Linked DNA regions of Homo sapiens: all the other regions are linked to region 1. A link is a contact called in ENCODE Hi-C or POLR2A ChIA-PET data. All regions are on one chromosome and are shown on one strand. The core of a region is the stretch at or near the end of the contact, and the rest is flanking DNA. Distances in the headings are between cores, read along the strand shown.

The links. A loop is a pair of places that touch in the nucleus more often than their neighbours do. ChIA-PET counts read pairs that join two places held with the same protein, here RNA polymerase II (POLR2A). Pooled maps may share reads with other maps.
Region 2: a map of PC-9 shows a loop between it and region 1 (23-fold over the local background). The contact joins the promoter of NRAD1 here to the promoter of SMIM2-AS1 in region 1. A Hi-C loop is called at or near these places in 1 of 168 maps with a recorded cell type or tissue (PC-9) and 1 of 50 pooled maps. POLR2A ChIA-PET finds 5 or more read pairs at or near these places in 1 of 52 experiments (OCI-LY7).
Region 3: a map of Caco-2 shows a loop between it and region 1 (7-fold over the local background). The contact joins the enhancer-like site here to the promoter of SMIM2-AS1 in region 1. A Hi-C loop is called at or near these places in 1 of 168 maps with a recorded cell type or tissue (Caco-2). POLR2A ChIA-PET finds 5 or more read pairs at or near these places in 1 of 52 experiments (H1).

What each region holds. Positions count from the first base shown.
Region 1 is chr13:44,108,771-44,112,011 of GRCh38, forward strand. It overlaps SMIM2-AS1 (SMIM2 antisense RNA 1), which reads left to right and starts at 1,779. Exons shown (of 5, transcript NR_104065.1): 1 at 1,779-1,842. The region is part of intron 2 of LINC00390 (long intergenic non-protein coding RNA 390); the gene reads right to left.
Region 2 is chr13:44,020,601-44,023,954 of GRCh38, forward strand. It overlaps NRAD1 (non-coding RNA in the aldehyde dehydrogenase 1A pathway), which reads left to right and starts at 1,735. Exons shown (of 3, transcript NR_026955.1): 1 at 1,735-2,068.
Region 3 is chr13:44,211,434-44,214,501 of GRCh38, forward strand. No RefSeq gene overlaps it. Among named protein-coding and RNA genes, the nearest start is that of MIR8079, 17 kb to the left of the region's middle. Within about 2 kb of position 1,783, at least 5 of the 41 ENCODE cell types and tissues checked have a DNase peak (open chromatin) inside an H3K27ac peak, as active enhancers do.

The DNA of each region.
Region 1 (3,241 bases), core at 529-3,028:
TCCTGGCTGTATTAGGGCTTTGCATGATAAGTGTAATTAGGGTGAGAGGAGGCTGAGCAGGCTTCAGTGTCTGAGGTGGCAATGGGTCAGGCAGAGCAGTGCAGGTCATTGACCTCAGTAGAAAACCCCCAAGCTGCACTTTAGATACCAGGTCCCTTCTTTTTCCAAACTAAAAACGTCCTGGGTGTTGGTAGCAGAAGGGCCGACTATAGGTTAATGTTGCTACTTATCCTGATTTGTGGGGCAGGGAGGGCTAGCTTTAGTTTTAAGCCAAATGTTTAAATGTTTCTCAAATCTATCTACCTCTTTACCTCCAAACCACCCAAGTCTGGGCCAGAATCATTAAAAGATGGTGCACTTGTGCCGACTTGACAGCCACAGCCTCCCACCAGGATCCCCACATTCTCTCCTGCCTCACAGAGCAGCCAAGATGATCCAGCCTCACCTCAGGTCAGACCATTTCACTCCCAGTGTGAAACCCTTCCGTGATTCCTTGATACTTTTGGGATCAAGCCTGACCCTTTGATGTGGTCTCCAAGCCTAGGTCAGCCTGACCATCATCCTCTTACCGCCTGACATTGCTGCAGGTGGGTGGAAGGCCTCGGCTCCTCTCAACTCCAAGCTTCTTTTCCTTTTAGGTATTGGAACCACATTCTTCCACCCACCTGGGGCACTTTCTCAAGCAAAACTCTCAGCCGCCTTCAATTTTGAGCTTAAACTTTACTTCTTTTCTTCCTCCCCCTAGAGTTCCTCACACATGAGCCCCTTGAACTCTGAGTTTGGGATCCTAAAACTTCTTAAGCTTTATTGTTACCCCTTACCTAACCAGAATCTAAGTTCCATGAAGGAGGGACCTCATCCATACTCCCCATGCCAGTGAATACATTTCGAGTAAACCCCAAAAGTATTTGCCAATGATAAGGTAAAAGCAGTGGGTTTCACAAAGGACAATACCATTTGCAGAAGAAGCACCACATAGCAATAAAAACCCAAATGGTTATCCAGATTATGTAAGGGCCACAATCATGGGCAAGGTCCCTATCATGTGTAAGAGACAATGTGAGTTATTTTGTCTATATGAAATATGCCTTTTGTTTGGTAGTTGTCATTTTTTCAAAGAACTTTTTGCTAGGCTATCGAAAAGGTGAACGACTCAGGAGAATGGGCATTATAGTTGACGGTTATTTAGCAACTACAGTGTGCCAGGTCCAACAACCTTATGAAGTAGGTGCAATTATTACTGCCATTTGGTGAATAAGGAAACTGAGATGCCTAGGAAATTAAGTAATTTGCCCAGTGCTATACAGCTGATCGGTTGAAATCGTATCTGAAGCCAGGCACTGCCATTCCCAGGCAGGCACCCATTGTACTGTCTCCCTGTGGAACTGCAGATCACCTTCCAATATTGAGGGTCTTCCACATTTGCCGGAAAATACCATGGGCTGAAGATGTGCAACAGGCTTTACCTCCCTCTCTCAAGAGGTGGAGCTGGTTCATGCCTCAGAACATAAAAGGGTGGGGTTTGATTTCTCATCTTTGTGAATTATTTCTGAAGAGTTTATTGTATAATCAGTGACTAAGTAATTGTGGCCACGAGGAGATACAAAGATGTTTCATTATGGATGGTGTAATATTTAACTTCACGGAAAGGACCCGGGGCTCTGTGGCTTCCCATCCGTCTTGTGACCCGGAATCATGGTGATCTAAAAGAGCCCTGTGACTCTGGGAAATTTGTTATCAAAGGATGTTAGCCACAAGTCCTGTTGGCAAATGGACCCCAGGTGGCCTGCAGTGCCAAGCTGTTTCCCTGCCAGCCTCCCAGTCTGGCCCTGACTCTCCAATGTAAGTGAGGGGCACAATGGAAATGTTATTTTAGGCCTTTCCACTTTAATTGCATTTCCTACAAGAGCGTCTGCGGGTTTTTCTTCATTTTGCTGGTGCCTCCCATATGAGTGGAGATCCACTGAGCAAGGTCATTGACCTACTAATTGTTAAAGGCATGTAGAAGCTCGGAGGGCTCGGTTCTCAACAATATCCTAATTATTATGCATTGGTTAGATGTTCTCTTCCCCATACTGTGTTATTGGGTTCATACTGGCTTCTAGTAGTAAAATCACTTGCTCTCTCTCTTAGCATGGTGACAATTCTGTTGTGATTAACTCTTTCCCAACTTCTTGAACCTGAGAAATATATTATTCTATTACAAGGAGTTCAAAAATCGTATATATATTTTTCTCTTTTATAACACACTTCTATGAAGTATCAGACATTTCATTTGCACTTTCTCATCTAACCTTCGCAACATCCTTATGCATACTTATTATTATTGTGTCCACTTTATAGAGGGGAATATTGAACAGAGGATTTGTTTGTTTTGTTTTATTTTGTTTTTAAGTGACTGACCTATCAAATGTCACACAACTAGTAATTAGCAGACTGGGTTATAAACTCAGGCAACTGGCTTCAAGCTTAACTACTTCATGCTTAACTACTGTACTGTGCTATTCTACTTTACTTCCTTGTATTGTTTTTAACTTGAGAGATTTTTATCCATTATAGTTGAATCCATGACTCTTGTTTGCTTGTTTATAAAAAACATATGGTCCTGAGTAATTAGGATGTATTTCCCAGCATCGTTCAGTTTCCATGACACTTACTCTTCCAACCCCAACACACACACAACTGTGCACAACATACAGTTGAATGCAAACATATAAATGTTGGTGCATTTTCCTTTTTGTGATATAAAATTGTCCTCTTTCTTATACACAATCACCTGACCAATTTTTTCAAGATGATCTAGAACCTATTATTTGTAAGCCACTTTGGAAATTAGGGGGACTTTTCTGAGACAGAAATAGCATCACCAATAAATATGGAATTCCAGGGAAGGTACACATAGGGTCTTAACCCTGGATGGACAGCGCTGATCTCTTCAAACCTTTTTGGAACTGATTTCACTTCACCTTAGAAATCAACCACATAACACATTGGGTTAGATCAATGCATCCTCTGTATCTCTTGGAGCAGCACCAGTGCAGAATTTTCCTTCTAAGATCAATGGCAGGCTGGGAAAATACCCAGACATCGGTACACAATGTGACAAGCAATAAGGAGTGGAGGTAAGAGATCCAGGCCAAGCCTTGGCCTCACCCACGCTTACTGGTCTTATGATCCTAGGCACCTTACAGCTTCTTTGAGTCTTGCTTTTAATTTCTTCACAATGGGCCTGACAATACCT
Region 2 (3,354 bases), core at 485-2,984, 88 kb before region 1:
TGCTGAGCTGCTTGGCTCTTACCTGCTGCCACATTTCTGGCCCATCTCACCTGGTTCTCTCCTCACATCTTACACCTTGAATATGAAATGTCCTGCTGCTTAAATTGAGAAACAATTCTGCTTCGCCTTTTGGCTTCCCAAAAAGGAAATTATTTCAGCTGGACTGTGAAAAGAAGACAGTAATTAATGTAAAGAAAAAGTAGTTTGATATAGTACTGCTGATTCAAAGACATAATATGCTGTAATGTAGTCATTCCTAGTCCTATTAGATTTGATGCTATTTTTCATCAAATTACCTACAATCATAATATAATTATATCAATACTGACTGAATATAACAAAAATTAATTTTAAAATATGGAGCTAGATCAAGAAGTGAGATGTTGAAACAAAATCTTCTGCCACTCAATTTCGAGTATCTCTAAACATACTCTTTCATTCTCTTGCTATCATATAAAAAAGTTACACGAATCACTATGTGAAATAAAATTGTTTTCACTATAAAACAAAGCAATGATCTATAGAAATAAAACATAAAAAGAAGATAGTTTTACCTTATTCTTTTTAATAGGTTAAAATGGACTATATAATTTTATTATACTCTTAATTTGCTTAGCAAAACGTTTCCTCCCAGATACTGAAAGAAAAACTTTAGCTCAGGCCAGATTTAATAATCCTAAACTTTCTGAATGTCATCTGAAAAATTAAACAATCAGTCAAATTCTCTAATCTGTGTTTCTGGTTCAAAATCCTCTTCCCCGTCTTTCTAGGTAAACTTCAGCTATTCAATCCAGAAAACGTAGTATGTTAATGATTGAACAAACATCAGAAGACTGGCATCCTATTCAAAATACTGTTTCTGCACTCTGCTCATGGGTTTGAAACAAATAATTTCTCAGTAGTAATTGCTTGCTTTCCAGAAAGAGCTACGGTTCAAGAAGAAGGGTTGGTGGGAAACTTGTACTAGTTACAAACCTGATTGGCTAACATCTATTTTAGAATCCTTTGGGACAACATTGAGGTTGGTTATATTGGCTAAAAGATCATATTTCTGGGAACTTGCCAACCAGAAACTCAAATGAAAGCTTGTGCCCTGGAAGCTCTGAAACAAAGATATCAAAGTAATACTGTGTCCCTTCATAGTGCCTGCTCCGTGGTCAGGAAATGACGCTAGGTGACACTGGGAAGACCCAAGGCCTGGCAGGGCCTTGGCTGGTCTACACCCTAAAGAGGAAGAAACCACCAGCATCTTTTATTTGATTCAGTTCAGTTTAAAATATCATCCCATCTGTGCCAAAAAGGGGCAATTTGATCTTACGAGCAAACAACAAAAGGAATTTTGCATTAGAGGATTAAAAAAAAAAACTGTTTGTTAGTTTCTTACACTTCCTGCAAATATCTTAGTTTGAAATGCTAAATGTTTTTAGGACACTTTAACTTTATTTTAGATGTGTATTAAGTACAAATCTTTTTTATGATATTGGGCATTTATGCTCAATCTCTTTTCTGTTAATAATTTTTCTTATTTGATTATTTTTAAAAAGAAAAAGAAAACAAATGTCTCTTTGTCCAGTGTCTGGTTCCAGATATTTTACTTTTAAATGTTTACCTAAGGAAAAAAGAATGAGATTGCTATTTGCCAAGCCTGGAAGGATGGAATTTGCTATTTGTTTACGGAAGTCATTGGTGCTACTGCCTTACCTGCTACCCACTGCCCTACGCAACCACTTTCTCATTCTTCAAAAGTTTCACTGACATGAACCTCACTTGTGGGTGCCAGGTTATGACCACATGCATAGTTTCATCTTCATCTTATGCAACATTTGGGGTAAAAGGAAGGTTATGTGGTAACCAGTTTATGACTTGAACTATAGGCAAAGATTGACCAGACCAAGCCCTGAGACACAGTGTTGAGAGCCAAGACATAAAGTTGTGAAGATTCAGACCCAGAGCCCAGCAGGGCACAGGCTGGAGGGGTGATGTGAGTGATCAGTAACACCATGAAGACTCTGCTCCTGGGTCAGGAATGCTTTTTTGTCCCTGTTTTTGGATTTTCCACCATGATCAGGTATGTTTGCTCACCTCAGCTGGGAGCCTGAGTGGGAGTTGGGGGACTATGGATGTTCTCTGCCACTGACTGGAGGGGAGCACAGCCAAGAATCATGAGCACTTTTGCCTTCATGACTGTATTTTCTTATGGTTAGAAACAAAACTAAACAATTTAAATAACTCTGCTTAATGGAAGTCAGGAAAGAGAAAAGGCAGCTATGAAGTGTTGTTGTTACAGACTGTGCATGGACCCTAATGGTCACCTAAATGTGAGAGGAGGCTAGGCACTGAGAATGCCATGTGCAAGGAAATAATAAAAGCAAGTCCTCCAAGACATTTCCCACAGACTCAAATATTTTCGAAGTAACAAAAATAAGAAGAGTGCCCTTTTTGAGTCACAAAATTGGCATGAAGTGAACTGGTTCTATGCTTGCTGTAATTGTTGTTCAAGGAGGAAGGGGGGAAGCCATTGAATGTGTTCAGTGAGCTAGAAAGGTAACTTTCTTAACTGGAAGAAAATGATCAAGGGTGAGAAGTCAGGAGGAAAGAGATGTTTTTGACCAGGTCTCATTCTTCTCCCTCTGTGTCTGACCTTGAAAAGGAGAGATTGCAGAATAGGAAAAAAAAAAAAAAGTTTGAACCTTCCCAAGAGATGGGTAAACAGCTCTCCTTCAGAAGAGGATGAGCTGTCAAGGATACTGGCTGTGTGACATCTCACAAAGGTAGAAACACTATTAGGCCATCACTGGGATTTTAGTTTACAGGACTCTATTCTCCTTCCCTCAAAACTTTGACAAGATGCAACTTCTTTCCTGAGCTAAACTGTTGTGTTGGTTGTAGTATCTTGTCTTATGCCTCATTACTCACTATCAGAGCTCAGTGATGAAATGATAGAAAACTTGAGTCAGTGATGGGGACTACTTGAGACTGAACGGGCAACAAAATGAAACCTTCAGAAGCCTTCTGGAAAGAGGGACAGGAGAGGAAGCAGTGGAGGAAATTTCATGCAGGGCTCCTGGAGGTGCCATAAACAGGATAAAGATCTGGGACTTGTCTGTAATCAAAAAGCACAGGGGATAACTCAAAAGTGCTCAAGGAGGGGAAAGAAAGCAGACTTGGTCTTCTTGCAGTAGCACTGGCTGGTAATGGTTGAAATGTGAATGATCACATTCTAGTTAGGCACATTTCTTCAACTTTCATTCCATATTGTGTTGTACCTTATATATCTGAAAAATTTAATATGAAAATGAAATTGCTTTTTGATTTTTTTTATTTTAAAGAGCATAATCAACTGTGTTCCTGCTT
Region 3 (3,068 bases), core at 533-3,032, 100 kb after region 1:
CATGTTATTGTCAAGGCTGTTACTGAGAACATCATGCTCTCAGCCCTACTGGCTTGGCCATAGTCAAAAGAATCAAACAAAGCTGTTTGCCATGAATTTCATCATTCTGGCTTGCCCAGCTGGGATCTCCCCCCACCCCTACCCTAATTCCACTCTCAATTCGAATGCCCTAGAATTTGTTTCAGGAACAAGTTAAAATTCCTGCTAGTTTCAGACTTACTAATAATGCAAGTCTTTTCTTTTTTTGTTAAGAAAAGAAATGTTGATTGCGGGAAGATCCTGGGCAGAGGGCTCTAGAGTCTAAAGCCCCTGAGTAAAAGAGGGAGATGGAATGATCAGTTTGCACGACTAGAGCATATACATGAAGTGTAGGCCACTGAGCAAATATCTAATTGCCTTTCAGGACACAGAGGCCCTAAGGCCCCACGCCTGGCTCTGACACCTGTCACCACTCTTGAGTGGACCCAAGGGAGTTTGTCTGCTCAATAAAGGCATTAGGGTCCTACCTGTTAATCTGTCGCCTCAGGGCCTGTACGAAGGTCCCTTATTCATTATACTGTCAACTCCTTCACCTTTGAGGCGGAATAAAAATGCAATAATTGTCCCGTGGGATTGGGAAAACACAAAGGATAATGTATTCCCCGAAACAGTGTTATTTAACAGTCCATCAGATAGGGGAAAATGTACTGGCAGCTTTTCTTATGCTTGCTTTGAGCACGCATGTGTGTACGCGTGCATATGTGTGTATGTGGGTGGCTGGGTGTGTGCGCGCACGTGTGCATGCACACTTCAGTATGTGGGGCGGGGAGGAGCCCTTTTTTTCTTTTTGGAGTTTGCTTTGTTATTAAAATTTTCTTTGAAAAATACCATTTGTTAGAACATTCTTTCTAGAAACCTCCAGTAGGAAATACTAGAGGCAATACAGGGTAAGAGATACTGTTTAGAAAGCAACACCTTCGGAGACAGAAATAACAAGATTTGAATTCTTGCTCACACATAGAGAATGATATGAAGCAAGTGAGGTTATTGTCTATACCCCTCATTTCTAACCCACCTCTGGGAAATAGGTATTCTATAATAAAGCCTTTGGGACAGGGCGACTGTGAGCATAAAATAAAGTGGAATATATAAAGTGCACACGTGAGGAACTGGGCATGCAGTAAATGGGTAAGAACAGTGACAGCCAACATTTATTTAACTTCTGTATGAAGATGTTGGCTTCAGTGCTTTACCTAGAAGATGCCATTGAACCCTCACCACTACCCTGAGAGGTAGATACTGCAATTATTCCCATTCTACAGAAAAATGAGGCTTAGAAAGCCTCTGCCTGAGGACTACAGCTAGTTAAGAGGTGGAGGCAGGATTGGAACTCGGCCCCAGCTCTATTCACAGAATCCTGTACCAAGATTGTAACCTGAGTCCCACGAGCCAGATCTGGCTTACGGATATGTTTGCTGTGGCTTACTGTATTTATTTTAAAAAATCTAACTTACTTGCCAACAGTTAAAAATTGGGAGAGGTTTCATAGTTCTTAATCTTTGGCTTCGCTTTAAAAATCTGAAGCTCTGGATACCCTGCCCCTGTGTTCTCATGTAACCATGACAGGCTGGAGCTGTCCAGTGGCTGTCACTTTTGGACAGCCAGGATTGTGTCACAGTCCACCTGCTCCTCATCCTCACACATTCAGGCAACCACCGGGCCCCTGGGAGCATCTGAGGATTTGACTTCTCTCCCACTGCCTTTTACATCCATATTCCTCTCTAAAGCCATAAAGTTGTTAGGCAACAATCTGGTATCTGTACGTGATTCCTTTGTGGAGTAAAATGCCTGCAGTAACTCTCATCTCTGCTGAATTCTAGTCATTCCTGCCTGATGCAACTCCCAGTACGATGTCAGTAACACACGAATAGTCTCCTGGATTCCTCGGGGGGCCCTCCTGATGCCTCCCTCTGCTCTAAGCCTGGAAAGACCCAGAAGCATCCCCCCGGCTCTGAGCATGTATCATCCCTTAGGTTCGTCTTTTTCCTCCCTTTGATCTCCCAAAAAGCTATCTTAGCCAAGAGACTCCTCACCTCTGCCTTCCTGGATTATTGCAGTAGCCTTCCACCTGACCCCCTAACATACCCCCACCCATTCAAAACCTTCATATTCATCTTCAGCAAATCTTTCTTTTCTTATTTTTTTTATTTCTGTAAGTTTTAGGGGGACAAGTGGTATCTGGTTACATGAGTAAGTTCTTCAGTGATGATTTGTGAGATTTGGGTGCATCCAACACCCAAACAGTATACACTGAACCCGAATTGTAATCTTTTATCCCTCACTCCCTTCCCGCCCTTTTCCCCTGAGTCCCCAAACTCTATTGTGTTATTCTTATGCCTTTGCATCCTCATAGTTTAGCTCCCACTTATGAGTGAGAACATATGATGCTTGGTTTTCCATTCTTGAGTTACTTCACTTAGAATAATAGTTTCCAATCCCATCCAGGTTGCTGCAAATACCATTAATTCATTCCTTTTTATGGCTGAGTAGTATTCCATCATATACATATATATATATATGTGCCACAGTTTCTTTAGCCACTCGTTGATTGATGGGTATACAGTTTGCTTCTACATTTTTGCAATTGTGAATTGTGCTGCTATAAACATGCATGTGCAAGTATCTTTTTTGTATAATGAATGACTTCTTTTCCTCTGGGTAAACACTCAGTAGTGAGGATTGCTGGATCAAATGGTAGTTCTACCTTTGGTTCTTTAAGGAATCTCCACACTGTTTTCCATAGTGGTTGTACTAGTTTACATTCCCCCCAGCAGTGTAGAAGTGTTCCCTGTTCACCGCATCCACACCAACATCTATTATTTTTTTATTTTTTGATTATGGCCCATTCTTGCAGGAGTAAGATGGTATCACACTATGGTTTTGATTTGCAAGCAAATCCTTCTTTCATGGCCAGAGTCAGCCTCATGGGTGTGAAGTTACATAAGACCCCTGCTTAGAAGGACCCCTCAGCTGGTTTATGCCTTGCTATTGCATTTTGAAATGTCTAATGATTTCTGAACAAAGGCCTG